Linked DNA regions of Homo sapiens: regions 2, 3, 4, 5, 6 and 7 are each linked to region 1. Evidence: chromatin loops called from intact Hi-C (ENCODE). Cell type or tissue: chondrocyte. All regions are shown on one strand. Region 1 holds the start of LINGO1 (leucine rich repeat and Ig domain containing 1). Region 2 overlaps PSTPIP1 (proline-serine-threonine phosphatase interacting protein 1). Region 3 has its middle 200 kb from the start of TBC1D2B. Region 4 overlaps PEAK1 (pseudopodium enriched atypical kinase 1). Region 5 overlaps PEAK1 (pseudopodium enriched atypical kinase 1). Region 6 overlaps RCN2 (reticulocalbin 2). Region 7 has its middle 160 kb from the start of LINGO1-AS2.

Region 1 (4,000 bases):
GGGAATGGCTTGGATGCCATTGACAGTGGAGAACCGAGGCCAAGGGGCTCTTCCTCCCAGACACAGCTCCGTGGTCATCCCTGCTGCCTCCGAGGCGCGGAGGGATCATTGTGGGCACCAAAATACCCCACCCTAGGACCCCAGCTTCCTCCGGTAGCACCTGGGGGTTAGCGGGGTGGAATGAGTGGGCTCTCCCCCATTTCTCCGCCGAGATCACTGAGGCAGGGAGCAGGTGAGTCGGGGGCGGAGAGATGTGGTGGCCGCGCCTTGCCTGCGTCAGTCACCGCACCAGGAATAGCCCTCGCCCCCGCCCCCGCCCCCCAGCGGGTCTGCGCGCCCGCCGGGTGCCTGGCGGAGCCTTTACGCAGGAGCCAGCGAGCGTCTATTCCTGTCGGGCTGGTGGGAGGAGGCGGCGCGGGAGGGCGGGAGCGCACGGGTAGCTCACAAACAGCCGGGGTGGGGGGGCTGGGGAGTCTGGGGAGGGGTCCAGGCAGCGCGGAGTTGAGGGACCGGGGAGTCGCCTGCGCTGGGCTCTGGCAGGGAGGGGGACTCCTGTGCTGGCCTCCCTGCTTCACCTCCCACCTGTAAGTCCTTCTGCCGAGCCTGCCCCCTGCTGGTCCATTCAGCCATAGAAGACGAGTCCAGTTCCCTTTCCGTGGCTTGCTGGCTGTGTGACCATGGGCAGAGCCTGGAACCTCTCTGGGCCTGGGCTTCCCTCCCTCTGTCACAGGGGAACAATAGTGCCTCCCCCAGAGTTGCTGGAGGGTGAACGTACAGTTCACAGTAGAGCATAGCATGGACGCCTGCTAGGAGGGACTCTAGCTAGGCCTAGGTTGAGGATGGGCATAGACATAGGAGACAGGAGAAAGTGCTCCAGACAGGACTGTCCAGAGCAACGGTGTGCCAGAGAGACTGAGAAGTACCCAGAAATGGTGCAGCTGGAACAGAAGGTCTGTGCAAGCCTTTGGGCTGTGTGTGAGGCTGAACAGCGAGAAACAAGGTGCTGTTGGGGGTGGGGAGAGGTCCCTCCGTGGCAACCAGGCATCTCTGCAATGATGTTGCGCAGGCTTCCTGGGAGAGGGGGTGTCACTGGAACTGGGATTCCAGCGTCTGCCCCAGAATCCGAGAGGCTTTGGGCTAGATCCCCTCCCCCAGCCTCAGCTGCCCCTGTGGACTCAAGCTATTAGGAGTATTCATGTGCTAATGGGTTGTTCCCAGCAGGGGAGGAGGGATGGCCGTGCCGGGCGGTGTCAGCATTGATGGTTATTCTAATAAAACTGGCTTGGTGGTAAAGGGCGTCTGGCTTCAAGGAGATGGAGGGGGTAGTATAGGGAAAAAGGTGAGGTCCTGAGGGTGGTAACCTACTCTGCAGGCTTTGCCAAGACATCCCTGCTGGCCTAGTTTCTGTATCTGAGGATCAAGGAGGATCTGGATCTCCGAGGAGAGGTCCCATTCCTTGGGCCCGTCTGAAGTTGTGGCCCCAGCCGAGGATCCCCGGGACCATTCCGGGAGGAGGGAACAGTCAAGCCCAGGCGGAGGCTCTGCGCTGCCCTCTGCTGGCCACTGGGTGCAGGGCCTCCGGACGGAGCGGGCCAGAGAGGCCTGCCGCCCTCTGCTGGACAGGAAGCCAGGCTGGGCGGGGACCCCGGCTCCTGGGTAGAGCTGCCGGGCCAGCGCGGCTTCCTCGCCGTCCCCTGGAGCTTCCCATTCTGCCTGCCTCGCCCTCCCGCGCTAGAATGTGGGCCCTCTAGCCTCGCGGACTTTCGAGAGGAGGGGACAGGGCCAGGACGGGGGCTCCCGGTCGGCCTCCCCATGCCGCCCTCCAAACAACCCTGTTCGTGTAGGGAGCCCTGTCCGTCCTCGTGCGTGTGTTCGTCCACAGCCCAGTTAACACGTGTAAACACACTCGCGCGCTCACATGCACACGCATGTGGCAACACAAAAATCACACACAACGGTGTGCGCGCATACACCCAGGGAGGACCGCACGCCGGACTCCCCGACACCCGGCTGGCCCGGGACTCGCCCAGAGCCCCGGACCCGGAGGGGCGCGGCCGTGTGCAGAGCTGGAGCGCCTGGCTGGTGCGCCCCTCGCCTGCGCACCCCTGCCTGTTTCGCTGCCCTAAGCGTGCAGGGCAGCGGCTGGGGCGCCCCTCGCTCTCCGCCCCCTCCGCTGAAAGGAGACGAACCACCCCCCACCCCACCACCACCATCACCAGGTTTTGCGGCCGCGCCTTCTCCTCCCCCGCCCGGCTCCCGCGGCTCACTCGCTCCCTCCTCCCTCGATCCCTCCTCCCTCCCTGGCTCGCTCCTAGTGCTCCCTCCCCGCGCCGCTGCAGAGCGCGGAGCCCGAGCGGGAGCCGGCGCGGGAGCCGGAGCGGGCGGCGGGCGACAGCGCAGGCGGCGGCGGCGGCGGTGGGTCCTGGTCCCGGCCCCGGAGGGCGCGGAGTCCCCACCCGCGCCGCTCCGGCCCCTCTCCCGACGCGGGGCGCCGAGCAGCATGCGCGGCCGCTGCCCGCCGGCCCCGGCCCCGCGGCGGAGCGCGCCCGGCCTCGACCCCGGCCCCAGCGGCAGAGGCGGCGGCGGCGGCTCCGGGCCGGCCCAGGGGGCAGAAGCAGGCTCGCGCAGCCCCTGTCCCGCGGCCTGAGCGCGCCCGCCCATCCGCCCGCCGGGGCCGCGGCCTCCCGCCTCCCCACTCCCGAGCCCCGGCCCCGGCTCCGGCTCGGCTCCCGCCCGCGCGGGGCGGACAGACGGACAGCCAGCCCCGCGAGGGCGCGCGGACTGCCGGGCGGAGGTGTCGGAGGAGGAGGAAACGGAGGAGGGGGCTGGGCAGGGGCTGGGGCCTGGTCGGGCCGGCTGGAGAGACATGCGATTGGTGACCGAGCCGAGCGGACCGAAGGCGCGCCCGAGATGCAGGTGAGCCAGGCGGCCGCGGCCGAGCCCCGAGCGGGCAGCCCCGCGGCGAGTGCCCCTGGGGGCCGCCATCGGCCCTGGCTGCGCCCTCCTGGGGTTGCAGGGCACCTCGGTGCCACCCAGACCTCCTTTGGGGTCATAGGCCTGATTTCCCCTCAAGCCTCAGAAATGAAAATTCTTCCTTTTCCACCTCCCCTCTCTCCAACCCCAACAAATTCCGGGTTTGTAAGCTGGGAGCCTGGAGCTGGGGAGGGGCCCCCACGGGTGTCCCAGACCTGCTCTGGTCTCCCCTTCCTGTCCCCCCTCCCATTCTGAGTATTGGTCACTCTAGAGGGTAAGCCCCCTGCTCAGCCCTGGGTGGGTACCTCCCTTCGTGGACCCCAGGTACCCCCAGGCAGCCCCCACCAGCACCAGACACTCCCTAGCTGGTGGACACAGGTCAGGGGCTGGGTTTCTCCACAAGCTCCAGCCTGGATGGCAGCTCCCCACCACACACAAGCATCGCCCCTTTCCAGCTCCTGCCCAGTGAAAAGGAGATGGGGAGTAGGGAGAGTGGAAGGAAGGGAGTTGGGGACCGGGAGCGCCCAGGAACGCTTTAGGGGCCTCCCCTTTGTCTGCGTTCAGCCCGGGCTTCTCACCTCCTCTTGCCCCACTTTTCATTCTAAGGCAGAGCGGGTGGGAGGTGGGAACCAGCTGAGAAGAGGGAGGTAAGGAGGGAGCCTCCTGCTCCCCCTCACACCCTTTTCGGGGTGGGCTGTGGGCTCTCTGCTCTCAAGGCATGCCAGGAGATGTGACCCTCCGGGCGGATCCCACTTTGAGAAGGAGGGGTGGGGCCAGGCCAGTGGGCAGCCCCTCCCGGTTCCTGCTGGGGTCGCAGCCCAGCCTGGTCCAGCCTGACTGTGCCTGCACCTCCTCTTTGTTCTCAGAGGCCTTGGGGTTGGGGTGGGGCAGAAGGGGGCCTGAGAGGATGGGAAGAGCTCTGCCCTGAGCGGGTGGGAGTGCAGGAGGCCCTGAGGTAGGGGCTGTGGCATCTGGACAGCCCCTTCCTGCTCGCCCAGCCCTCCCTCAGTCCTCTGCTTGGTTTGGG
Region 2 (4,000 bases), 610 kb after region 1:
CCAGAGCTGGAGCCCTGTCTGTGGAGACTGAGGGGCGCATGGCTTGGGCTGAGCTCCCAGCACTTGGGAGGTAGACATATGTGTCCCATCCTGTGAGAGGGAAACTGAGGCACAGAGATGGGAAGTGGTATGGCCAGGACACCCAGGCCTAGCCTGGCCCCAGCCTCAGGTACAGCTTCTTCCCCTTCAAGGCTCAGTTGTGACTTTTCATTTTCAATTCTTTGGCCACTTCACAACGATCCTTCCTCCCCAGGCAAGAAGCGGATCTGTGTGCTGCCCTGCCACCCTGTGCAGGGCACCACCCTCATCACTAAGGCCCTGAGAGGCTCAGCCCCCATCCTCACAGGCCCAAGCCCAGCCTCCAGGCCAGTCTGCGTCCTGCCTGCCCTCCAGGGAACCTATATCCAACTTCAGCCCTGCAGCCTCCCTGACAAGCATCTGCCAGCCTCTGCTTACACACCTCCCATGATGGGGACTTCACTTCCATGCAGTCACTCTGTCTCGGGACAGCCATGCCCTACATATGGGTGAGAAGTACCTTTGGATGCTAAGCAATGCCATACAACTCTCCCACCCCAGTCTGTGTCTGACCCCTCAGCCTTGGGCAGTCCTGTGGGGTGACTGGCTGCAAGTCTGCCTTTTTCCAGGACAATCAGCCCTGATCCTTGGACTCAAGACCAGTTTCCAGTGACCCCCACAACTCAGACTGCCTCCTCTGGACACTGCCAAGTTGCCACAGACCCTCTAGAGTCTGCTGTAGTAGGATCCTCCTAGGCGTGAGGCAGCTCGACAGGAAGGACCTTCCATGGGGCTCTGGGACTAAGAGTTGGCCTTAGTGCCAGCGGCCAGGCCTCTGCCCTCCCTACCCACTTCAGATCACCCTCAAGCCCCAAAGCCTGGAGTGCTGTCCCACCACCACCCCTGCCGCCCTCCACTGGCTCTACCAGGAAGGTCAGCCCCCTACCCCCACAGCAACTGAGAGGCTGGCAATGGGGGAGCAGCTCCCCCGCCCCCTGCACCTGCCTCACCTTCTTCCTCTGCTCCTTCTGCCTCTCACGAAACTCCTCGAGACTCCGCAGCTCCTCACGCAGGGTCAGGGCCAGCTGGATGTGTGAGCTGCCCACATTCTCCATTTCTGGGGGCAGAGCATGGATACTGGTCCCCAGTGTCAGATCTGATGGGCCTCAGCCACCCACAACTCACCCGTGTGGGCCAGCCCAGCCCCAGCCCCAACACCTCATCTTCTGTCCCCCCAAACCCTCCACCAGCCTCGCAGTCCCAAAAGATCCCATTGCCCCAGGGTAGGGGACTTACGCTGCTTCAAGGAGTCAAAGGAGGCCCTCAGGGAGCTGCAAAACAGATGGGTCCAGGTCAGGAGGAGGAGAGCACAGCGGGAACCTACAGTCCAGGCTGCCTCCCGGCGGGGTGGGCAGTGGGGAGGACTTTTATTTTGGTGGGAAGACCCTGGGTCACTCTAGAACCAAGGGACCCTTTAGCCAGATGGTGACCATCCACTGGGGCCCCAGACTGATTTCTGGAAGACAAAGCTCTCTGCAAATTAAAGCAATCAACCCTCTGCAATGTGGCAGAAGGAGGAGGTACCGAAGGCCCCCACCATCTGTGCTCCTAGCTGCATTCTTAGAGAAGAGGGGATTGTCTTCAGGACCCTCCCTCCCTCCCCTGAACTCCTCTCCCACATTCACAGCCCTCTCTCCTCGGCAGGTACCAAATGGCCCCAGGGTGAGGCTACAGGGGAGGGGACAGTGTTCAGATGGGCTCTCAGCAGGTGGCCCGGGGGATGTTTGGAGGAGGTTGGATGGCCGTGGGAGAGGCTAGCAGGGCAGGGCGCAGGAGTTGAGAGGTGGGCACTGTCTGCCAGGGAGGGAGGGAGGGAGGGAGGGAGGGAAGGGCCCAGCACTGCGCATAGGAGGCAGGGAATGATGGGCGGGGGCTGCCAGAATGAACACATAAAAACAGGACACCCAGTGCAATGTGAATCTCAGATGAACGAGCACTTTTTGAGTATAGTATGCCCCTTGTAGTATTTAAAACGGACTTTTATTTTTAAAGTATTTGTTGTTTATCTGAAATTCACGTTCACCTGGGCATCCAGTATTTTATCTGGCTCTCCCTGCAGCCTCTCTGTGGAGCAGCTCGGCTGCCCCCTGGCGGCCATATGGCCTCATGACGCCCACCGGACAGCCCTGGGTGGAGGGGGCAGCGCACCAGGCAGGCTTCTCAGGGGGCTTCTCCTCTCAGTAGACACCTGGGGAAGCAGAGGCCAAGGAGGAGCAGTAGCCTGGCAGGAGCCTGGGGATCCAGGCCTGGGGGAGATCGGTGGGGGCCAGGCCCCTCGCCCTAAACTCGTGGATCCCAAAGTGAGGTCCACAGACCAGCGGCATCAGCATCCGCGGAGCCTGTTAGAAATACAGATTCTCAGGCTCCTCCCCGACCTCCTGAGGCTGAGGCTTCGGGGTGGGGCCCGGCCCCAAGCGCTGCTGATGCCCATCCAGACGTCAGAACTGCTCACAACTCTGCCAGCACAGGTGCCTTTATTATCCCATTTCACAGATGAGAAGCCAAGGGTCAGAGGAGTGAAGGAGCTGCGCCCGTGGCCACCCTGCGGTAAGAGGCGGAACCAGGGAGAGGAAGAAGGAGAGGGGTGGCTGTGTGGTGACCCCACCTTCCCTTGTGGGGCTCAGGACTCTTCTCTGACTCCTCACCAGCAGTGGCACCTCCAATCCCTCTGCTTCCTGTCAGTTCACCCCTCAGCTCAGTCCCACTCATTCAGTTAGAGGCCTCCAGGCACAGCGTGGTCCCCGCACCCCCAACCCAGCCCTTACGCACACCACCCTCCAGCCCCGCCTCCTTCATGACCACAGCATACCCAGACCCCTCCCAGAGCTCAGGGCCTGCACATCCACTTCCCCGCCCTCACCTTTTGGGTCTCATATCTGACAGATACCTCAAATTCAGCGTGTCCAAAACCGGACTCAGCACCTGCCCTGCAAACCTCTCCTCTTCCAGGGCTCCCCTCTTGGCAAAGACACCACTGTCCACCAGCTATACACACCAGAAACCCAGGAGTCACACCAGGCTCTGTCCTCTCCCTTCCTTGCCGCCACCTTCTATTTTATCTCCTAAATCTCGTGACTGTCCTACGCTAGCTGCCACCACCGCTGCAGCCCCTGCCGCACCACCTCCACCTCCCACCTGTCAGCCCTGCTCTCTGCCCCTCCGCCCGTTGCTTCCAGGTGCCAGGCTCCATCTTGCCTCAGGGCCTTTGCACGTGCCCATCTCCATTGCTGCATCTTTGCCTGGCATCCTCTTTTGTCCTTTCTGAGCACTGATGTCACTTTGGGCTGGCCCAGCGGATGTCTGTCACGCAGCTGAACCATGAGCCCTTGAGGACAGGGGCAATGCCTGGCTCTCCTCCTCATTGTCCCCAGGCTCATAATCTAAATTTTCTCAACCCCAAACCCACCTGTGGGCCACCCCGGTTCATGGTCTCAGGCTGAGGGGTGCTGTAAGGAATCGCAGGTTCTGGGAGCTGCTGGCCCTTTTCCCAGCCCCCACCTGAAAGCTGGGAGCCTGCCTGAACGTACAGCACTGCCAGGTGGACATTCAGCCTCTGTCCCACCCCTGGGACAGTCTTGACAGTGATGGTCTGTGCTCACCTTGAACTCCCATTTGTCCCCATGACCTGGCTAGGCCTTGGGTACTGCATAGATACTGGTGCTACCTCTGTCTGGGGTACCTGGGCAGGCAGGCTTTGGCCCCTCCAGGCCCCTCTTCCTGTCCCCTGGGCTGCAGGCCTTCCTGCCCCAGGTCCCCTGTCCCCGTTGCTGGAACCATCAGGCCACCCTAGTTCAGCTCACACAACAAGGCCCAGAACACTCCTCCCTTTCTTGGCCCCAGATGAAATTTCAAGGAGGCAGCCTCAGCTCTGTGGATGAGAGGAGGAGCCCAGCTTTGCCCCAGAACCCCCAAAGTGAACAGC
Region 3 (4,000 bases), 240 kb before region 1:
TGAGGCTCTCAGTGAAAAAGGGATGCTGCGGCTCCAGCGCACACAGGCCTGGCCTTTGCTCAGCCGTAACCTAGGGCTGGAACTCTGGACCAATGCTGAGCAGCATCATGCCAGGCAGACTGGCAGAAAGTCGAGGCCCCTGTGTGCCTTTGGAACTGACCCCTGACCACCTCCCACTGTCTTGGAACAAAGGCTGCTGGACCAGCCGTGCCTGCTCCTCAACTGTCCCCTCTCCAGCTCCTCAGCAAGCTCCCCCGAGGCCCTGAAGCCTCAGTGCTGAACAGAGCTGACCTGGGCCTCTCTGGCATCCTCAGGTCTGGCTCGGGCCTTCTTCCTTCTGCCCTCCAACCTTTCCCATGACTTTGCTTGGCCAGGCATCCTTGGTGGCCATCCCTGACTGCCCCTACCTCCCTGACCACATCTCACCTTCCTCCAACAAGCCCTCCTAGCCCTCCTTCGTGCACGTCGACTTCTCTTTCAAAAGATTCCCTGGAATCCTGATCTCCGTAGCTCTCCTAGTTTCACCTGGGGCCTGCTTAGCTGGGTCAGGAGGTGTGCGTCCATGCCTCCCCAGCCAAGCATGGGACAGAGCACAGGGTGGGAGGGAGGAGGAAAGAAGGAGGCTTAGAACACACTTATAAGAAGGAAGAAGGATGTTCCCACCCAGGGGCAAAAGAAGATTCAAACTTCTCTGAAGCTACAGTGACCTGTGTTATGTGCTGCCTCCATTTCTCCAATTGTTCTTGGAGAACAAGACAACAGAGGGCCCAGTAATACTCACCTCCCTGCCAGCAGAGTTCACCCAACCATGCTGGCCAAGCACTGCTGGTCACTCCTACCTCTAGTGCTTCTTGGACTAAGAGTCCCCGCTCTGGGCAGTGGCTGTGGTTTGGCCCCACCCTTGGCCAGGGTGTTTTGCACCCTCGTTGCCTGGGCCCCACCCAAGAAGCCTGTGGCCAAAGCCAGCTTGCTGGGAAATGGTGTGTGCCTGTGCCCTAGATGGGGTGGTGCCTAAGCAGGGGTGTGCTCCTGCTGCCCAGGGCCCGCCCTCAGGGAATTGGCCCTCTGCCATGAAGGTCACAGAACCTAGGCCACTACTGTGCAAGAGGGCACGGGCTTTAGGCGCTGGCTCAGTGGCCCTGCAGTTTTCTGGCCAAGAGCTCCATGGCAGCGGGCCCTGGGCCTGGGCCTTTGACCTGGGGCCTCTGTTAGGAGTGGTCCTGATCCTGCTTCTGGCAGAGGCACACACAGGGCTCCTCCAAGTACAGGCAGCCAGGCTCAGGAGGGGAGGGAGCAGCCAGTCCCAACAATTACACAGTTCGGGAGCTGAAAAGTTATGTTTGCCACCCTCAGGAGCCAGCTGTGGAAGGGAGGCTGGTGGAGGGCTTTGCCCTGGCCTCTGAGCCACACACAAGCCGTGCTGGGAGGACAAGGGCCGGGGTGGTGAAGGACCCTCTTGGAGCCTTTGCTTTCCAGGAGCAGGCACTCGTCTTCCATATCACACTCACAAAGGCTGGTGGCTTCAGTGGCTGTGACCAGCTGGCCACAGCTGACTCCTCTGGGGTAGTGCTGTTTCTAAATATTAGTTCCTGCTGTTAACCCTTGCTGTGCTGCCCCAGTGGACAGCCGGCTGCCTGCAGACAGAGCCTCTTGGAAGTAGAGTGGACAGTCCCCACCTGGATGAAAAATTTGTGAATATATTTGCTTGAGGGCTGGGTTGGGGCTCCCAGAAGGAGGGTGAGAAATACCTGCTTAGGGCTGGGAATGAGGCTTGCAGTAGATGTCAGGGGATGTGGGTCTGAGCTGGCCACTGGGCAGGGCAGGGGAAAGAAGGTGGGGTCAGGAGCCAGGAGCCCGGTCCTGCCAAGCCTTTTTTTATGTGGCCACAGACAAGTCACTTCGCCTTTCTGTACCCCTTTCCTCATCCGTAAAATGTACAGCCACCGAGGTGCTTGGATGATGGCCTTCAACAGAAGCGCCGGAGCTTTATAAACTCTGAAGTGCCTGGTGGTTATGATGATTTTTATGCCAGGGTCCTGCTGTCTGTGACTCCCCCGAGTCCCTTGGAGGAGAGGCAAGACTGACAACCAAGAGACAGCTGGAGCAAGCTGGTGGGGCTGCTGTTAGCTCGGGCAGGATGGGCAGAGCAAGAGGCAGCTCTCAGTTGGGCAGACTGCAGGGAAGGGTCAGCTTGTCACATGCTGTTGTGGAGAGTCACTCGCTATGTCCCCAGCCTCAACAGCTTAGCCTGGCAGTGCCTGTCAGAGGAGCAGCCATGAATTAGCCAGGAGGGGGCAGTGTTACCTCAATCTTCAAGCCCAGGCCTGTGCCCACCCACCCCAGCCGGCACCCGCTCTTGCTTTGCTGCTGCTGGGTGGACAGGCGCCAGCTCCTGTTGGTCTTGAGGAGGCGAGGGTCTCTGGGGCTGGCATTTGTCCTTCCTCCGTTCTTGGCATCCAGAGCCCCAATTCACCTCTACTCCTGGACACAGGAAGGTGTGAGGGGAGTTCTACCTTGACCTGGCAGCCCGAGGCCAGCCTGAGGCATGGAGGGGATGCGGCTGAGGTCAGCGGAGGGGCTGGGAGGGAGGGTGGGAGCCATGGAGGGAGTGGGAGGGAGGAGGGGGGTGAGAAGAGCCCCCAGACCCAATGGCTTAGGCAGAGGCACGCTGTTCCGCAGAGTAGAGGGAGATGGGAAGAGAGCACTGCTTCAGAACCGGTGTCTAATGGCTCATCCTTGTAAACCTGAACAATTTCCAGGTTTTAATTTAAAGTGAAAATTGAGGCTGGGTGTGGTGGCTCAAGCCTGTAATCCATGCACTTTGGAAGGCCGAGGTGGGCAGATGACTTGAAGCCAGGAGTTCAAGACCAGTCTGGACAACATGGCGAGACCCTGTCTCTACTAAAAATACAAAAATAAGCCGAGCATGGTGGCAGGCACCTGTCATCTCAGCTACTTGGGAGGCTGAGGTGGGAGGATTGCTTGAGCCCAGGAGATGGAGGCTGCAGTGAGCTGTGATCGTACCACTACACTCCACACTCCAGCCTGGGAGACAGAGCAAGACCTTGTTTCAAAAAAAAAAAAAAGAAAAGAAAACTGAATTGAAGACCTAACTTTGGTCAGAAAGGAACAGAGGATATAATATTCTTTGGAATATTTTTAAAAGCACACATACTACTAAATATTTAGGAAACAGCCTGTGGTAAACCCCTCTAGGGATGTTCTTGATTCTGGGCCCTGAGGTCTCCTCTCCATCCCACCTGCCCCCAGGCCCTGGGCTTTGTGTCTGCCCATCATCTCAACAAGGCTGGCCTGGGCTGGCTCTCGGGAGGCTGTGGGAGCTCGGGGACCCGTCTGTCTTGTGGCAGATTAGACAGATGTCATTTTGCAGACAGTGCCATTTATCACGGCAGCTGCAAAAATTAGTGATGCTTGGTCTGTAAGTGTTGGGTGGGGGTGGGAGCTGGCAGGTGACAGCAGCCAATGCTCCCCAGTGTTACCAGGTCAGGGAACTGCAGGCCAACCTCTGAATAGGGGTTTTCTGATTTAACACTTAGCCCAGGCGAAGACCTTCTGTTGGAAAGATGAGGAAGCTGGCGCTCGGAGCCTGGAAAAAAATTTGGTCATATGACAATTATTATTATTATTTTGAGATAGGATCTTGCTCTGTTGCCCAGGCCAGAGTGCAGTGGCACAATCTTGGCTCACTGCAGTAGCTGGGACTACAGGCACACGCCACCATACCTGATTAATTTTTAAATTTTTTTGTAGAGACGTGGTCTTGCTATGTTGCCCAGGCTGGTCTCAAACTCATGGCCTCAAGTGATCCTCCCACCTGCGCCTCCCAAAGTGGGATTACAGGCCTCAGCCACCATGCCCAGCCCACGTGACAGATTAGTGGCCCATCTCTAAATAAAGGTCTAGGTCCTGTGTGTGACCAGGACCAGGGCTCAGTGGGTGACCAGGACCAGGGCTCGTCTGGGGTGAAGTGCTTTACTTC
Region 4 (4,000 bases), 450 kb after region 1:
TATTCCAAACAATTCAAGAGATATAGAGAGGAAAAACACTTAGACCTGCCTTCTGGGGACTTACATAATTACAAAACAATGTGGTATAATCGAGTTAGGCAAAACTTCATCACAGAGGTAAAATTTAAACTGCATCTTGAAGGATAAATAGGGTTTCAACAAATGGAACAGCATTAGAGGAAATACATTCCAAGCAGAAGAAAAAGCTTGTGAATAAAATAAAACTATAAAAGACTATGGAGTCTTGGCTGTTATTAGATAATACTTTAACTTCTTCTCTGATGTATACCTTCTTAAATAGGGGTCTAAAGTGGTTTCAGGGAACATTTTGGAACTTCTAATCTTATAACTAGTTATTACCAAGTTTATAATAATTATTATTAGTAGTAGTTAACTGATTCGTCAAAGAGTTTGAATTTAAAAATTAGTTGGAACTGAGCGGTGCTGCTTTGCAGGGGTGCATTTGTTGTTACATGATTCTTATCCTGAGATGACTACCATGTGACAGGAGCAGTGAACTGTTAGAAAAACTGTTGTGGTTAGAACAATTGGAACTGGATGGGCTTCTGGAGATTTCATTAAGTTTCCAAAATTAAGCAGATTTTACTTTGGTTTCTTCTTTAGATAGGAGAACCTCATGTTCTTGTGATAGCAAGGAATGATAATTTTTTTTTTCAGTCAGATCTCAAGAAAGTCCCTTTTACTCATGGAATTTCCATTTGTGTACCAAATTTAAGCTGTGTTTTATCTTCTGCAAAACTTCTTCCTGCAGCTTTGCTTTCACTTCCTCTCCCCACCCTTTTAGTCATATACTGAAGAGTTTGGCAGCTGGTTGAGGTGTCAGGTCAGCATTTTTCACTGTGGAAGAAGGAAAGGTTGGGAACAGTGACGTGGGTATGGTTGTCACATTTTCCTTTCCTTTTTTTTAAGTGACCCACATGTTCTTTAACAAAAGCCTAGTGAGAACCTTGACTTGTAAATTGTTCCCTAGCATCCTGGAGATGGACTAATATGTGGGATGACATATAGGCAATAGATCCTCACTGAGAGTGTCCTTAAAAGCCCACGTACAGCAGTGAGGATTCTTGACTCTGCCTCCATGGCAATGTGACAGATTTTATGGAGAGAGATGGTGGGCTTCGGGAGTCACAGAATTGGAGGAGCTTAGCAGTTCATTCTCCATCCTCCTTTATTATTAACAGATTCTCCTTGGGTGCCTTTAGGAAATGCTGTATATATGGTGTTTAATCTCCCACCTACACACTTTCCTTTTCTTCACTAATGGAAATTGAATCCAGCTTGAGGAGCTCCAGCTCTTTCTGCTGGCCAGTTTATTTCAAGATTGAAATCCATTGTGGATTTGTTTGTTGTTTTTTTGTATTTTTGTGGGGTTTTTTTTTGGTATCAAATCTGCCTGAAACTGTTGGACTAGAAGCAAACTAATTATTGTCATTGTATGGCAGTAGAGAGAATAAAAAACAGTAATAGGTTCTTAAAAAGCTGTCATGACTTGAAGTGAAATAGGCCACTCTTGAATAGCTTAATCTATAGCCTGAAGGGCTTTGGTCCTGAAAACTGTCAAATATGAAATAGGATTTTAGATCATGGAATCCTGGCTACCTCCTAGGGGCAGCTTCAGCCATTAAACTCTCCCATAGACTATTTCATCTAGAAGATTTGCTTTGAGATTATAAGGAATGTGGAGGTAAATGAGCTTTTCTTATCAAACATTCCATTTGGGTGCTCTGTATCAGACCTGTTCTGGCAAATAAATAGAAGACACCAGGATAGACTGTTTTATTTCCTTGTGTAAGTGCCTCAGGAGACACATTTCTTATTTCTCAAGCATAACTTTGGAGACTGGAGTTTCCCATTTGGGGAGCGTTGGTGTTGAGCAGGGAAAGCTGCTAGTTATTGATTGCCACTGAAGTCATTTCACAAAGGCTGTAAAACCCAAGGATTGCTCTTTGGACAGACCTGCATCTGGTACAGATTCCCCCTCTATGAGACTGTTGTAGGTTAAAATAGTTTTGACAGTGTCTTTAAGTGCACCTCTTTGTCTCCAAATATAATTAGTGTTTAAAATGAAGCCCTCGTGGTTAAGGTTTTGTGGCTTAGACAGCAGCTCCATCTGGTGCTTGCTAAAGGTGTTTGCCTGGTTCATGTCTCGGTTTTTTTGTTTTTTGTTTTTTATTATTATACTTTAAGTTTTAGGGTACATGTGCACAATGTGCAGGTTTGTTACATATGTATAAGTGTCTCGGTTTTAAACCAGATGAATACAGATGGACACAAACTTGTAAACGAATGTCATATGCAACATGGGTTCCTAGTGCACACAACACTGACATAAGCAAATGGTGTTCCTGGTGAGTCTCATTTGGCTATTCTGTTGATAAGTGATAGCTGTTAATCAGCTTAGCCATCTTTTGACTGAATTAACTTACTTTTACTCAAAGTGGGGAATTATTTTTACTATTATCTACTAGTCTTTGAAAAAGCAAATATATTGTACTACTTACAAAGAGAAAACTTAATCCCACTCTTATCAGAGTCTGTTTAACTTGGTTAACAAGATATTATGCCAAGATGCCTTATTCTTTTTTGTATTCAGTGCTGCATAGTGCTAAGTACACAGGGAATTTTTTAATTTAAATTCTTGGTGACTGACAGGAACTGCCCCCAAACTGTTAATAAAAGTTACTTCTGAATAATAAGTTTACATATGGTTTCTATTTTCTTTATGCTTTTCTGAGTTTCCACAGTGAGCATATACAACAAAAGAAAAAAACATCTACCAAAAAAGGTAAAAACAAAACATATTGTAGGTAGTTGTAGCCTTGAGTCCCAGTTCTGGGTCTTTCTTATTTACTGTGTGTCCTTAGGAAAGTCACTGTCTCTTCTAGGCTTCGATTCCTTTGTCCATAAAACACAGTTGAATTAGAAACCTGCACAGTTTTAACATTCTAAGTATTGTGATTCTTTCCTCTTTCCTGTTTTTTCAGCCTCTCACCCTGGCCTGTATCTTTCCCCAATATTACCATTCAACATTATCTAGGTTTTCCCATCTTAAAATAAGGAAATCCTTTCTGGACCCCCATCCTCCTAGCTCCTTCTTGCTTCTCCTTCCTGCCTACTCTTCTCCAAAAGTTATCTACCATTGCTCTATTATCTCACTCTTCAACTCACTGCAGTCTGGTTTCCATCCCCACCACTGAACCAAATAGTTCATGCTAAGGTCACAGATGAGCTCATGTTGCCAAGTCCAATGGGCATGTATGTAAGTCCTCATTTTCCGTTACCTCTCAGCAGCATTTGAAATAGTTATTGTCTTTCTCCTTCATGACATTTCCTCATCTGGCTTCTGTGTCATCACACCTTGGCTGTTAGTTTTCAGTTAGGGGAGAGGAAGTAGCCCCTTCTCCCTGGTTCACCCACCAAGGCCACCTCCTCAGCTCACTATTTTCTTTTCGGCCTAAATATCTCTATACTAGTAATTCCTAAGCAGAGGAGAACCACAGAATTCTCATCCATGTTTCAGACTCCTAAATTCATATACTGTCTTGTATGCAGGGTGACAAAATATGGACTCATAGTCTTCCCTTCAAAAGTTGCACCTCCTCCAATGTTGTCATCTCAGTAAATGGCTCCATAATCATTTGAATACATAAACCTAAAACCTCAATACTTTTTACTCTTCAAAATCCAGTCATTCCTGCATCTTTCTCTGCCTTCCCTGACACCACATCCTAATCCAGATCCTCATCAGATCTTAGTTTGCCTATGTCAGTCTTTTAAGCCTCCTGTCCTGTTCTTCCCGAGTCCATTTTCTACATAGCAGCAGAGCTGTCTTTTTAAAGTCAGGTTTATTGAAGGTAAATTTACATGTAGTAAAATTCACTTTTTTTAAGTGCGTAGTTCTATGAGTTGTTTGTTTGTCTTAGACTGTGGTGCAGTGGCACAATGCAACCTCGGCTCACTGCAACCTCCGCCACCCAGG
Region 5 (4,000 bases), 530 kb after region 1:
GACAGATGCTGTGGGAGGGGAGTTCACATACATTCCATGTCAAGGCATTTAGCTGATAAATCCATCCTCAGAAAAGCACCTTTTTAAAAAGAAGTCCATTTTGTATATTAGAAGATGATGATGATGATGAAGATGAAGAAAGCCCTGGCAGATACAAAGTTCCTCAGTATTTAAGGAGAAGGATCTCTTCCATGTCCCCTTGACATGACTGTGGCTATTGCCCAAACCTCAGCTTGAGAACATCATATAATACTGAGAGCGGAAGATTTTTTTAAAGAGATATGGTAGTTTAAATAGGTTTGTTTAAAGAACTCTTGGGAAATTTCTTAACAAATTGTAATTGTTTTTATAAACCTTCCTACAGAGTTGTGTACCATTCATCATCACCATCATTTAATATCTGTAAGTGCCCAGAAGGTACAAGGTGCTATACAGCCGTTAAACACCCCCTCCCTGCAACTGTTTAAAATTAGAATAGATTTTTGCATCAACCACTGCTAGAAGCTTTCCCCACCTAGGTGGGCTGCAAGGGCCTGCATTCCCAACATCCCATTACATGTTTCCCACTCCAGAAAGTCTCTGGGTTTATTCCAGCTTTTTATCTTGACGTGTCCCATTCACCCCCATGGTTTGGTTTGGTTTGGTTTTGTTTTTTAAATCAAGAAAGTTTCAGGGAATCAAAAGAGGTCGGACATTTTTTAACCTAGCAGAAGTACAGAGTCATATATTTTGCTACGAATATTGTTGTAGTACAGAAAACCCACTTTGCCCGTTAGTGTGTGGATAGTATGTGTGTGTCCGCACTCATGATAACTTGAATGTTGAACCAGACATAGGGTTCATTTTTGAAAGGTTAAACCACACTGTTTCAGGAACTTGCTCCAAATACTACTTGGTTATCCCTTCCTTTACCAGTTAGAACTAAAGAGTGTGATGTATGAACACACTGGGTTGGGATTTTCTGTTGAGGATATGCAGGGCATTTTGGCATGAGGCAAATACAGAAGCAAGATTTCATTCTACTTGGTGATTTGAATCATGACAGTCCTCATTCCAATCTCTCTTTAATTCTCTCTGGCCCTGCCCACACTCTGTATTTGAAAATCTTGTTTTTGCTCTTTCCGGAGCTTCACCCCTCTACTTACATATTGTAAAGTTGTATAAATCTATCATTGAAAGGTCCTCTCTGCCAGCAGTGGTGCCACCCTTTGGTTTGCTGTGGTACTTTGCTGTGTACTCCGTGGCATCATGTTACTGTGTAAATAAATTCATTTTAATACACACTAAAAAACAGACAAATGCTTGTCCTTTTGGCGACTCTTCCACACTGACATGCTGGGGAGGGTTTGGTTGCAGACATGGTTATGTCTTGTCCCCCCAGGGTAGGTGCCCTGTCCATAACACAGGAAATGATGGCTTTCAGCCTGTGTGTCTTCTGCACTCTGGGTCCTCATCCCCTGCTGACATGGATTATATTTCTCTTTATTCCCTGTCTAATCTGAGGAAATCAGGCCCCAAAGAGAAAGCAAAGGCATTCTGCTTTTCCCAGACCTCAGAAGGCTGCAGGTTTGCTGTGTGAGATCGCCCTCTGGTGAGCAGTCACCTGCAGGCTTCCTGGGTTTGTACTGCATGTTGAGAGGCTTGGTTAGCTGGCTCTGGCTGACCCTCTCCGTGGAAATCAGAGCTATTCAGGTAATATGAGCGGGGACAGGGCCTGGTACTGCATCATCTGCAAGATTCGCATGCCTTTGACACAGTGATACACAGGGGCCTCACAAAGGCAGACAAGCTAATGTGTGGACACTTCAGCAGCGCAGAGGAGGCCTCCTGGCTTAAGCAGGAAGAGTCAGCAGTGGTAGCAACAACTGCCGCATTATGAGAGGAGAATAGATGAAAAGGCAAACATGTAGATCCTAAATTTAGAGCAGATTTTAGAGCACCAAACCCTTTACAGTGGACACTGTCTCCAACCCGGTGTCTCTGCTCTTCTCCACTAGCAAGCACTCTGGAATTTGCAGATGCTGTTTTTAAGGCATACCCCAGAAGAGTGGCTGCCAGACTTGAGGTTTATGTTGCTGAGGAGCAACATAACAGAACCCATGTTGGTGTGGACCCAAAAGCTCTCTGTGTGTTGCCTGGGCCCAGGAGGAAGGGTCAACAGCAAGCCTGACCAGACAATCCCCAGGGACACAGGCCCTGCCTGCTGCAGCTGTGTAGCCTGCTTGCTGGAGAAGAGCCTAGAGAACTTCCCTTCTAGTTGTCAGCACAACACACTGGCTTCTGGGGGAAAGGAAGCAAAGAAAAAAGTAGGCAGTTGGGGTTGGGAGGTCACAGAAACAGAGCGTACCAGGACCGGGCTGCTGTGTGAAGCTCTGCTGGCCTGAGTGGTCACCGTGTGTGCCAGGCCAGGTCTCACTAATGCAGGACTCCATAACAACTGATTCAGTACTGACTGAGTGATTAAATTAAATATTAAAAGCTGAAGGGGCCACTGCCCTTATACGAAGGCTGAAGTGTAACAAAAGCTCCACTGGGAGTTTTGCCTAGACCTTTCCTGGGCCTTGAAGCATGACAAAATAGCGAAGGAATTCTTAACAGGACCTGTTTAGGATTAAACAAGTTTATCGGGGGTCTGAAGGAACTCCCCATACCTCCATGATTTAGCAGGAGACAAGATTAAGGGTAATCACCCCAGCACTTGGACCCATTTAGATTAAGTAAACTTACTGAGGCTCCAGAGGAAGGTCTTCAAGACTCAGACCTTAGTTATAGATTGAAAGAAGTTGGCCGGATGTGGTGGCTCACACCTGTAATCCCAGCACTTTGGGAGGCCGAGGTGGGCGGATCACGAGGTCAGGAGATCGAGACCATCCTGGCTAACACGGTGAAACCCTGTCTCTACTAAAAACACAAAAAAGTTAGCCGGGCTTGGTGGTGGGCACCTGTAGTCCCAGCTACTCAGGAGGGTGGGGCAGGAGAATGGCGTGAACCCAGGAGGTGGAGTTTGCAGTGAGCCGAGATTGCTCCACTGCACTGCAGCCTGGGTGACAGAACAAGACTCCATCTCAAAATAAATAAATAAATAAATAGTCACTTATGTCTTTAGATGAATGCACACTTACACGTAGACATATAGCTTAGAAGGTATATAAGATGTGGGAAACCGTAATTTTGAGTTGATCTGGCAATAACTTCGAGGCCTTCTCCCTGTAACTGGTTACAGAAATAAAAACTCCCTTCTCTCCCGGTTCATCTGCATCTCGTTACTGGGCCGCAAAAATAAGCAGCCTGACCCCCAGTTTGGTCCAGAAACACCTGGAGCCCTGAAAGGATACAGGCCAGTGGATGGTGGGACCAGTTCAGGATTGCCCAAGCCAGACTCCAGGTGAGGTGGAACAAGGCCAGAAAAAACACTAAGTTTCTATTCTTCAGTGGGATCACTTTGTCCTTTGGTGTAACTGGAGAGCCTGGAGATAAATTATCCTATTCCCCTTCCCCATCACATCACCCAGCGTGGGATTCATTCCTGAGAATTCCATTAGTGGTCCTCAGTGATGCCATCCTGTCTGACTCTGGGTTGTCCGGAGGTGATGGGCCACTGACAGTTGGATGGGGCCTTTGGCAGCTCCATGCCTGCAGAGTGTTGTCTTTCAACCTAAGCCACAGAGAATCTTGATTTCTTTCCTGCCCGGAGTGAATTGGTGTGGGGAGCTCTCCATTGCCTGGGGTTGTAAGTGTGTACCTTCTGCTCCAGGAACTCTTTGCCTCCTCTCCAAGGCCTAGCAAATTATGCTTCCTTATAAGTGAGTTCGCACTCTCTTCTACAAGGGAAAGAACTTCATTAGTGCCATAGGAGCCAAGAACTGCAGTTGGCAGATCACAAGTTGTTGTTAAGAGCAGCTCAAGGCAATTACAGCTGAAACTTAAAAACTGGATTTCACACTGGGTGGGGGGGTAGGAGGGAATTTGTTGCCAAGATCCAGTTCTCTCAAATTTGCAA
Region 6 (4,000 bases), 690 kb after region 1:
GCTAAAAAATACTGAGCATGGCATAGTGGCGCACGCCTGTAGTTCCAGCAACTTGGGAAGACTGCATGAGCCCAGAAGTTCAAGGCCAGCCTTCACACCATAGCAAGACCCTGACTCAAAAAACAAACAAAACTACTGAACTTGGATCCTCCCTATTCTTTCTACAGTACTATACTGTCTACTTTAATAATTAATCTCAATACTTTTTTGAATGCCCAAAAATCAATAACTTTATACCATGTATTAAATCTTGGTAGGGCTTTTAAAAAATGTTTCTGGTCCTCTAAGTGACTTTTCAAAAATACATTATTGTTTCAGAAAAACAGTCTTCTTATGTTGAGAATCTCATAATATTAGTATATGTACCTAATATTTGGAAATCTTTTCTTTTTTGGGGGGTGGGGAGATGAGGTCTCACTCCGTCATCCAGGTTGGAGTACAGTGGTGCAATCTCGGCTTACTGAAACCTCCACCGCCCAGGTTCAAGTGATCCTCCCACCCCAGCCTCCCAAGTAGTGGGGACCACAGGCATGTGCCACCACACCCAGCTAATTTTTTGTATTTTTGATAGAGATGGGGTTTCACTATGTTGCCCAGGCTGGTCTCAAACTCCTGAGCTCAGGCTATCCACCTGCCTCAGCCTCCCAAAATGCTGGGACTACAGGCATGAGTCACCGTGCTCAGCCTGGAAGTCTAGTCTTAGCAGGCTCTTTATAGTGTTAATTCTGTATATTCAGATATAAATAACATCAAAAGTTTAAATGGATCCCATGTTAAGGTTTAATAAACACATATCCTTTTCTACTTTCTCTCCCATCTTCCCATCCACCCCCCTTTTTAAAAATGATTCGGCAGCTATCAGGGACAAGGCTGCTTTTGATAAAATTTTCAATGGTAATTCTGTAACCAAGAGCCTTGGGAGCCAATAATGCTATACTGCTAATCCTGCATAATTTCTGTTTTGAGAATTTCTGGGAATAGCTTTCCTTCCTATAAACTGATATGTATTAAACTGTGCATTTTTTTAAAGCACAATTTCAAATATTTTAGAAGCTTTTAAGTGTTTCACTACTGAATAAAAATACCCTCTTCAGTCTTCTAGAATAATAGAGGTCAGGTAGCAGTCATTTACCTAAACACTAGTTCTTTTACAATTACTGATTTACAGCGGAGAGGCTCACCTCTTTCCCCAAAGAATTTGTTTTATTAACATCAGACTCTACAAGCCAGTTATATTCACCCAATCATGACAGAAAAGAAAAAATAATAACTTGTTTCCAAATAGCTTTTAACTTAATGTTTCAAAATTTTAAATAACTAGACCAAATAATTTGCATTTTATGTTCAGGTTTAACATGGTAAAAGCAGACAAACAAGAATTTGAGGTACTTTGCTGAGTCAATCAAGTTCTTTTTGAATAAACCATTATTCAAAATACCAAGTGCTTTGATTTCCTTATGAAAGAACCCTTCACTTTGGAGCAAAAAGGTCCATGTTTCAGGAGAAGAGCTAAATTTGGCCAAATTTGCCTATGGAAAGAAAGGATCTCTTTCAACAAGCTGAGATTTCTTTAAAAAAAAAAAAAGTGAAGGGGGTAGCTTTTTCTGGTTCACATTTCACGGCCATTTGAAGAACACAAAATAAGAATAGCTCACATTAAATCGAAGAAGCCAAAAACAGAAAGACTGTTTTTTACAAATGGCAAATTCCTAAAAAAATAACAAAAAAGATGGTCAGTTTCATAAAACTTCAACACTCTTTTTTTTTCTTGTATATAAAAACTTTGTATTCTAGTAGAGGGTAAAAAGTGTTAGGTACAGTAATAAAAAAGCTACCATAATCATTTATTTTTAGATTACAACAGAAACTTGTGAGGAACAAAACTGCCATCTTTTGGTAGACTAATGATTCTACATGAGGAAATATATAATGTGTGATACTAGAACAAATGACTAGGCATTAAAAATTCTGATTAGCCACATGCAAGGTTATATCTTACATAAATAAATACTGCTTATACATGCACATTCAGCAGTCACGCCTGTAATCCCAGCACTTTGGGAGGCCGAGGTGGGCAGATCACCTGAGGTCAGGAGTTCGTGACCAGCCTGGCCAACATGGTGAAACCCCATCTCTACTAAAAAATTAGCTGGGCATAGTGGCACACGCCTGTAGTCCCAGCTACTTGGGAGGCTGAGGCAGGACGATTGCTTGAACCTGGGAGGAAGAGGTTGCAGTGAGCCAAGATTGCCCCACTGCACTCCAGCGTGGGTGACAGAGCAAGACTCCGTCTCAAAACAAAAACAAAAACAAAAACAAAGAACACTTGAACTTTTGCCAGATAGATCCCCAAACTTTAATTATCCTGTGTTGACCATAACTGTTCTTTATATTATAAAGAAATGCTTCTTCAGGCATTTCACAGCCTGAAAGGGTTATCTTTATTCCCTATATGAAAACTTATTAAATATAAGATAAAATTCAGACTGGGCATGGTGGTTCACGCATGTAATCTCAGCACTTTGGGAGGCCAAGGCAGGTGGATCACTTGAGGTCAGGAGTTTGAGACCAGCCTGACCAACGTGGTGAAACTCAGTCTCTACTAAAAAAAACAAAAACAAAAACAAAAATCAGCCAGGTATGGTGGCACGTGCCTATAGTCCCAGCTACTCAGGAGGCTGAGGCAGGAGAATTGCTTGAATCTGGGAGGCTAAGACTGCAGTGAGCCGAGATTGCACCACTGCACTCCAGCCTGGGTGACAGAGCGACACTCCCTCTCAAAAAAAAAAAAAAAAAAAAGGTGAAGTTCAGATATTAAGCTGACTTTCGTCAGTTATAACAGACTTTCTTATAGAAAACTTTATTTTATTCACATATCCAATTACTTTTTATGATTATTTTATTTATGGTATAGTGTTTAGTCTATAACTTTGAGATTGATTCATTCCTCATCCGTTATTTTTTATTTAGAAAAATAATGCATATGGTTTCTGGGTTCATCTTTACACTCCACATCAATTTTTAGGACGTTATTTTTTTTTTTTAAAGGGACAAGGTTTCACTATGTTGTCCAGACTGGCCTCAAATTCCTGGGCTCAAGCAATCCTCCTACTTCAGCCTCCTGAGCAGCTGGGACTACACATACACACAGGAAGTTACTTATAGCAAATTCTAAAAACATATGATTAGAACTTCATGAAGATAGAGACATATTCCTAGGCTGTCAAAAAAAAAAATAACCAAAAGGACTCCCATTGAAGTGTTCATTTTCGGGATCAATCTATTCCTTTAGGCTGTTAAGATTCATCTAATTCATCCTTTAAAAGCAGAGTGTTATAATCAACACATTCTAAGTAGCTGGTGGAGAACACAGAATTAGAACCAGACACCTTTTAAAAGAACTGTTCATAAACAATTTATGAGTCATGTATCTCTTCAAAGTGAAGATTTTCTTCTCAGCACCATCTATTACATCACCCCCTTCTAAGAATACAGGAACATGCACTTCTTATTTTTTAATGGGATAGTAATTAAGTCTTTTGAGTAACAAAAAATAAAAATAGAAAACATAATTAGAATCTAATTCCAGCAAGATTTTAAAATACTGTATTTAACTTCTCTGTTGTTCCTAGGAAGGGAAACCACACCACACCATGCTTTGGTTTTAGATAAGTTACATTGGTTTAAGATAAGTTAATTCCTATAGTAAATGGGGATACTTAATAGACAGATGATCCCAAATCTCATTATCACTACTTGTTTTTCCTTTAGTATTTACAAGCAGTAAAAAGACTGATTTTTACTCACTTTAGTCCACTGTAGAATGAAGACCCAAATAAAAAGAAAACAAAAGATACATTTTCCCCTTAAAAAATAAAATCCTAACTAATCTAAAGCTGATAGTTAACAAATGCATAAAGTTTTAAAAAGTTGATTAAATATAAATTTATGTGAACTGTAAATGCTTTCTTCAATATTCTTTTAAATCAAAACAGAACTG
Region 7 (4,000 bases), 190 kb before region 1:
CCACTAGAACCTATTGTCCTGACCCATGCCACCTGCACCCCCATCTCTAATCCTCTCTCCTCATGCTCTGGCCACATGGCCTTTTTCTCTTTCCTCTCACCATGGGGACTTTGAAAGCGTTGTTCCCTCTCTCTGGAGTCCCCACTTCTCTGGGTCATTGTCTACTCCACCTTCTGGTGCTACGTTGAATGTCACATCCTGCAAGAAGCCTCTCCTGACTCCCTAGTCCAGACTAGACCAGGTCCCCACAGACCTTGTCACAGCATTTGTCCCAGTTGTCATTTTACATTTGTTTGCATGGTGGTTTGGTTTCTCCCTGTCTCATCTGGACTCTGAGGTCTCCACCACGTATTCCCCATGCCTGGCGCAATGTGTGGCATGAAGTAGGCCCACAATGCATATTCATGGAAAGAATAAAGAATGTTGGCTCTCAGTTCAAATCCTGGAACTTCTCCCTGAGCCTTGCTTTTTTCTTCTCTGAAATGGGAATGATAACACCAAGATTAGTGTGAGGGTGAGCCAATGAATGAAAATCTCCTGGCCACACTCTGCCAAGAGTAAAGAGGGAGATCGGGGTGGGGAGGGGGTGGTTGACGCCAGCTGCTTAGGGATGGAAGGACTTGAGACGTGTGGAAACCAAAAGTGATGGGGACAGGTGGGGAAAGACGTGGAGGTGGGGAGATTGGATGTGTTTAGAGATAGCAAGGAGACAGCCCAGCTGGGTGGGGCATTTCTCTGAACACTTGGTGACCTGCTTTTCAGCCTGGCTTAGGAAACCAGGGGTTTCAGAGGAAGTGGGTGGGAAATGCCCACTGCCTCCTCGAATTCCATGTGGGCCACTCTCAGTCTCTCGGCTGGACCTGGTGTGATGATTAGATCTGGAACACTGCCAAAGTTCTCCATGACTGGCCCATGAAGATGGCTGGAAACAGCAGAGCGGCCCTGGGCAGGCATTTATTGGGGCACTGACCCAGCCTCTGTGGTGGAAAGCAGCCAGCCACCAGCCCCTGGTAGAGGAGCTACCTCCTGGAGCTAGCTGTCCAACTGGTCTTGTTCCTGGTCCCTGCCCCAGGCCCCCAGCTACTACTGCTCTGGCCGTAGAGTGGGCCTGGTCATTATTCATGCCATGCCTCTCTGTAAAGCCTGCTGGAAGGAAGACGTGGCAACAGCCTCTGGCCACCAGCACAAGGGCAGGACACAAGGGGACCCCAGAGAGGCCTCTGCACATGACTGCCTTTGTGCAGAACTCCTGGATAGAGGGCCTAGGCTTGGACTTGCTGGGGAAAATAAATGACATAGACTCAGGTTCGTCATCCCTGTGGTGCATATCAGCTTGCTCCCATACTTAGGGAGGGAGTTAAGGCTCAGAGAAAGTGTGCCACCTATTTGAGTTTGCACCGCATAGCTGGGCATAAATTCCCAAGCACGGACACAAAGGCTGTGTGGCTTCCAAGACAGCAGAAGTAAGCGGGAGAACTGGATGGTGGGAAATGGATGGGGATGCAGGCTGAAATTGCTGCTCTGCAAGGATGTCAGAGACTCTGGGGAAAGGCTGTTTGTCTCTGTGTGGCTTCCCTAGGGCTCACCTGGAAGCCCTGGGAAGACTCCTCAGGAGGCGTGCTGAGCCAGAGCAGGCAACAGCCATGAGCTCATCTCCCTTGAGACCCCCAGGAAGTCTGGTAGGGAGGTAGAAGGAAAATGGTCAGGGAAAGAGGGAGAGGGGAGACAACAGGGACTTTGGGATGGGCCACAAAGCCAAGCTCGGACACGGGGAAGAAAAGGCCATTTGCCGCATGCCCGCTGTGTGCTGAGCCATTCCTGAGCATCGTCCCTCGTGGATTCTTTGCCAGTCATGTTACTGGCAATGTATTTTTATTCCCATTGTACCAAGGAGGACACTGAGGCTGGAACTGATACTGGATCTGCCTGATACCAAAGTCTAGGGTCTTCACAGGGCACCTTCATGATGGGTGGGTACAGGAGCCTGGCCCTTCCTGGACTCACATCACAGCCACAGCGCAGCCTGGGCTTCTCCTACTTCCAGCTCCGGACAGCAGGGGGAGGCTGTGCTGCGTCTGGCTGTAGATATGGGTGCAGAAGTGGGTCTGGGCTTAGAGGGGAGAAACAGAAGAGGGGGTGGCCTCTGGCAAAAGCTGCTGGGTTTGGGAAGCCCTTAGCCATACCTCTGTGACGGCTGAAAGGTGGGGGTGGGGGCTGCTGCCTAGATTTGCCAAGTGGCAGCTCTGCTGCTGCCCCAGAACAAAGTCGAAACTCCTCAAATCAAGGATTTATAGCTTCTCTTCCCTCCAAAACACCCATCACTCCATTTCCCACTTCCAGGTCTTTGCACATGCTCTTCTTTTGGCATGGGATACCCTTCGTGTTCCTTTCTGCCTGGCCAATTCTTACTCATCCTTCACTATCTGGCTTCAATGTCACCTCCTCCAGGACCTCCTCCACCCACCACAGCTCTATCATACCTCCCTTATTCTTATTTTCTGAAGGTAGGAATGTGTCTAAATCATCTGTGTCTCCAGGACCTAGCACAGGATGGGGCATATGACAGAAACTTCCTGAACAATGGGCAAAATGCATCCCTCTGGAGAGCAAGGGACAGCCTGGGTGGGAGTAAGGGTGGGGAGGGGGCCCTGAAGACGAAATGCTCACGTGCTAGACTTGTCCAGGATCAGGCTGACCGGGAGCGTAGGGGTGCACTTTACTTCCCAGGGGTGTCATGAGGGTCCAGGGAGATCTTGGATGTGAGGGAGCTCTGCAAACGGTAGGTCCCTGTACTGACTCAACTTTACCTCGTTCCCTGGTTTCCCTGATGAGGCAGTTGGAAGGAGGAGGCAGACCAGTCCTGGTGAGTGTCCGGGGTGGCAAGGATTGCAGTCTCAGCGGTGGCCTCAGCTCTCACAGGCAAGGAGGTGGGACTCTGGGGGCTGAGGGACTACCTTGGGACTCCCCCTTCTATGGGGACCTAACACCATATCAGAGCTGGGCATGGGCTCAGAAATGATGGAAGCCATGCCCTTCCCAAAGGGGGTAAACTGAGGTGCAGAGAGGGGTCGGCATTTGCCCAAGGTCACACAGCAGGAGCGGGACGCCAGCCCGTGAGCCCTGTCCTCCCAGCATGACAGGTGTCTTCACCTGGAGTTCAGACTCAGACGGCAGCTTCACTGACCCCCATCCCCCGCCACGCAGTCCAGGGCGCTCAGCCTACACCGCCGCACACCCATTGTCGGCCCAGAGGCTTGGCCGCTGAGCGCCCCCTGGATGGCGTGGTCTGACCGTCCTTCTCCTTGACTCACCTCCAGCCCCGAGGGCCGGGCTCCACGGCGGCGGAGAGGGCGTCGCCCGCACGGCCCCGGCTGTGCCACCGCCCCGGACTGTTCCCGCGCAGCGAGGTCCCTTCCCCGGGGCCCCCGGGTGGGGCCGGTCGAGCCGGGTGCGCTATCCCTTTAAGCCCGGGCGAGATGAGAGCTGTCAGCGGCAGCCGAGGCTAGCGCGGGACGTCGCCACCCTAGCGCCAGGCCGGAGCTAGCAGCCGCGGAGCCGCGGAGAGCGGAGGGGGCGGCGGGGCCGGGCGTGGCGGGTCCCCTCGCCGCCCACTGCGCGCTCGAACCCTGGGCCCCGCGAGCGGCGGGCGGCACCCGCTGTAATGCGGAGAATGTGAGAGGCAGCGCAGGGCGGTGGGGAGGAAGGGGCGCGGGAGAGGGCGGCGGCGAGACAGACGGAGAGCAGCGGGGAGAACGAGGACCGGGCTGGGCAGGTGGGACAAGGCAGGGAGGCGCCGGAGAGGCCGGACTGGAAGGGGGGGAGAAGGGCGGCGGCGCCGCGGAGGGGGCCGGCGCTTCCCGCGGGAGTGCGAGAAGCCCGAGTCGGCACCTGGGCCCAGGTTCGGGCTGGGAGCGCGGCCGCGGCCCGGCCAGGCAGGGTGCGGGAGCCGGGCCGCCCGCGGGGTCCCTACGGGGAGCAGCGGGGCACCTAAGGCCGGCGG

Evidence for each region. Hi-C counts contacts between places; a loop is a spot of excess contacts. Peaks named below come from ENCODE experiments on the same cell type or tissue, not always from the same donor. Only the 100,000 strongest peaks of a DNase experiment are listed, where the experiment ranks them.
Region 2: it touches region 1 in a loop (4-fold over the local background); 3 of 110 quality-filtered maps call a loop at or near these places.
Region 3: a loop joins it to region 1, with 6 times the contacts of the local background. A loop is called at or near these places in 20 of 110 quality-filtered maps.
Region 4: it touches region 1 in a loop (4-fold over the local background); 16 of 110 quality-filtered maps call a loop at or near these places.
Region 5: a loop joins it to region 1, with 4 times the contacts of the local background. A loop is called at or near these places in 28 of 110 quality-filtered maps.
Region 6: a loop joins it to region 1, with 9 times the contacts of the local background. A loop is called at or near these places in 2 of 110 quality-filtered maps.
Region 7: it touches region 1 in a loop (8-fold over the local background); 76 of 110 quality-filtered maps call a loop at or near these places.

The regions. Positions count from the first base shown.
Region 1 is chr15:77,631,226-77,635,225 of GRCh38, reverse strand. It overlaps LINGO1 (leucine rich repeat and Ig domain containing 1), which reads left to right and starts at 2,314. Exons shown (of 2, transcript NM_032808.7): 1 at 2,314-2,916. The coding sequence starts at 2,911. RefSeq lists enhancers at 1,361-1,490, 932-1,495. In chondrocyte, CTCF peaks have their summits at 390, 597 (motif pointing left), 1,603 (motif pointing left), 3,995 and 1 weaker place; a DNase peak (open chromatin) is centred at 1,591.
Region 2 is chr15:77,022,633-77,026,632 of GRCh38, reverse strand. It overlaps PSTPIP1 (proline-serine-threonine phosphatase interacting protein 1), which reads right to left. Exons shown (of 15, transcript NM_003978.5): 4 at 1,315-1,349; 5 at 1,029-1,135. Among named protein-coding and RNA genes, the nearest start is that of PSTPIP1, 30 kb to the right of the region's middle. In chondrocyte, a CTCF peak has its summit at 2,182 (motif pointing left); DNase peaks (open chromatin) are centred at 2,562 and 3,242.
Region 3 is chr15:77,873,588-77,877,587 of GRCh38, reverse strand. No RefSeq gene overlaps it. Among named protein-coding and RNA genes, the nearest start is that of TBC1D2B, 200 kb to the left of the region's middle. In chondrocyte, a CTCF peak has its summit at 2,287 (motif pointing right); no DNase peak of the experiment used is centred here.
Region 4 is chr15:77,184,819-77,188,818 of GRCh38, reverse strand. All of the region lies in intron 6 of PEAK1 (pseudopodium enriched atypical kinase 1), which reads left to right. Among named protein-coding and RNA genes, the nearest start is that of LINC00597, 39 kb to the left of the region's middle. RefSeq lists an enhancer at 855-1,074. In chondrocyte, a CTCF peak has its summit at 2,132 (motif pointing left); no DNase peak of the experiment used is centred here.
Region 5 is chr15:77,105,449-77,109,448 of GRCh38, reverse strand. It overlaps PEAK1 (pseudopodium enriched atypical kinase 1), which reads left to right. Exons shown (of 10, transcript NM_001385026.1): 10 at 1-1,291. Among named protein-coding and RNA genes, the nearest start is that of TSPAN3, 36 kb to the right of the region's middle. In chondrocyte, CTCF peaks have their summits at 1,168, 1,373 and 1,578 (motif pointing left); no DNase peak of the experiment used is centred here.
Region 6 is chr15:76,939,346-76,943,345 of GRCh38, reverse strand. The region is part of intron 3 of RCN2 (reticulocalbin 2); the gene reads right to left. Among named protein-coding and RNA genes, the nearest start is that of RCN2, 9.6 kb to the right of the region's middle. In chondrocyte, CTCF peaks have their summits at 1,671 and 1,874 (motif pointing left); no DNase peak of the experiment used is centred here.
Region 7 is chr15:77,819,706-77,823,705 of GRCh38, reverse strand. It overlaps a transcript of LINGO1 not described here. Among named protein-coding and RNA genes, the nearest start is that of LINGO1-AS2, 160 kb to the right of the region's middle. In chondrocyte, CTCF peaks have their summits at 1,837, 2,068 (motif pointing right) and 3,270; no DNase peak of the experiment used is centred here.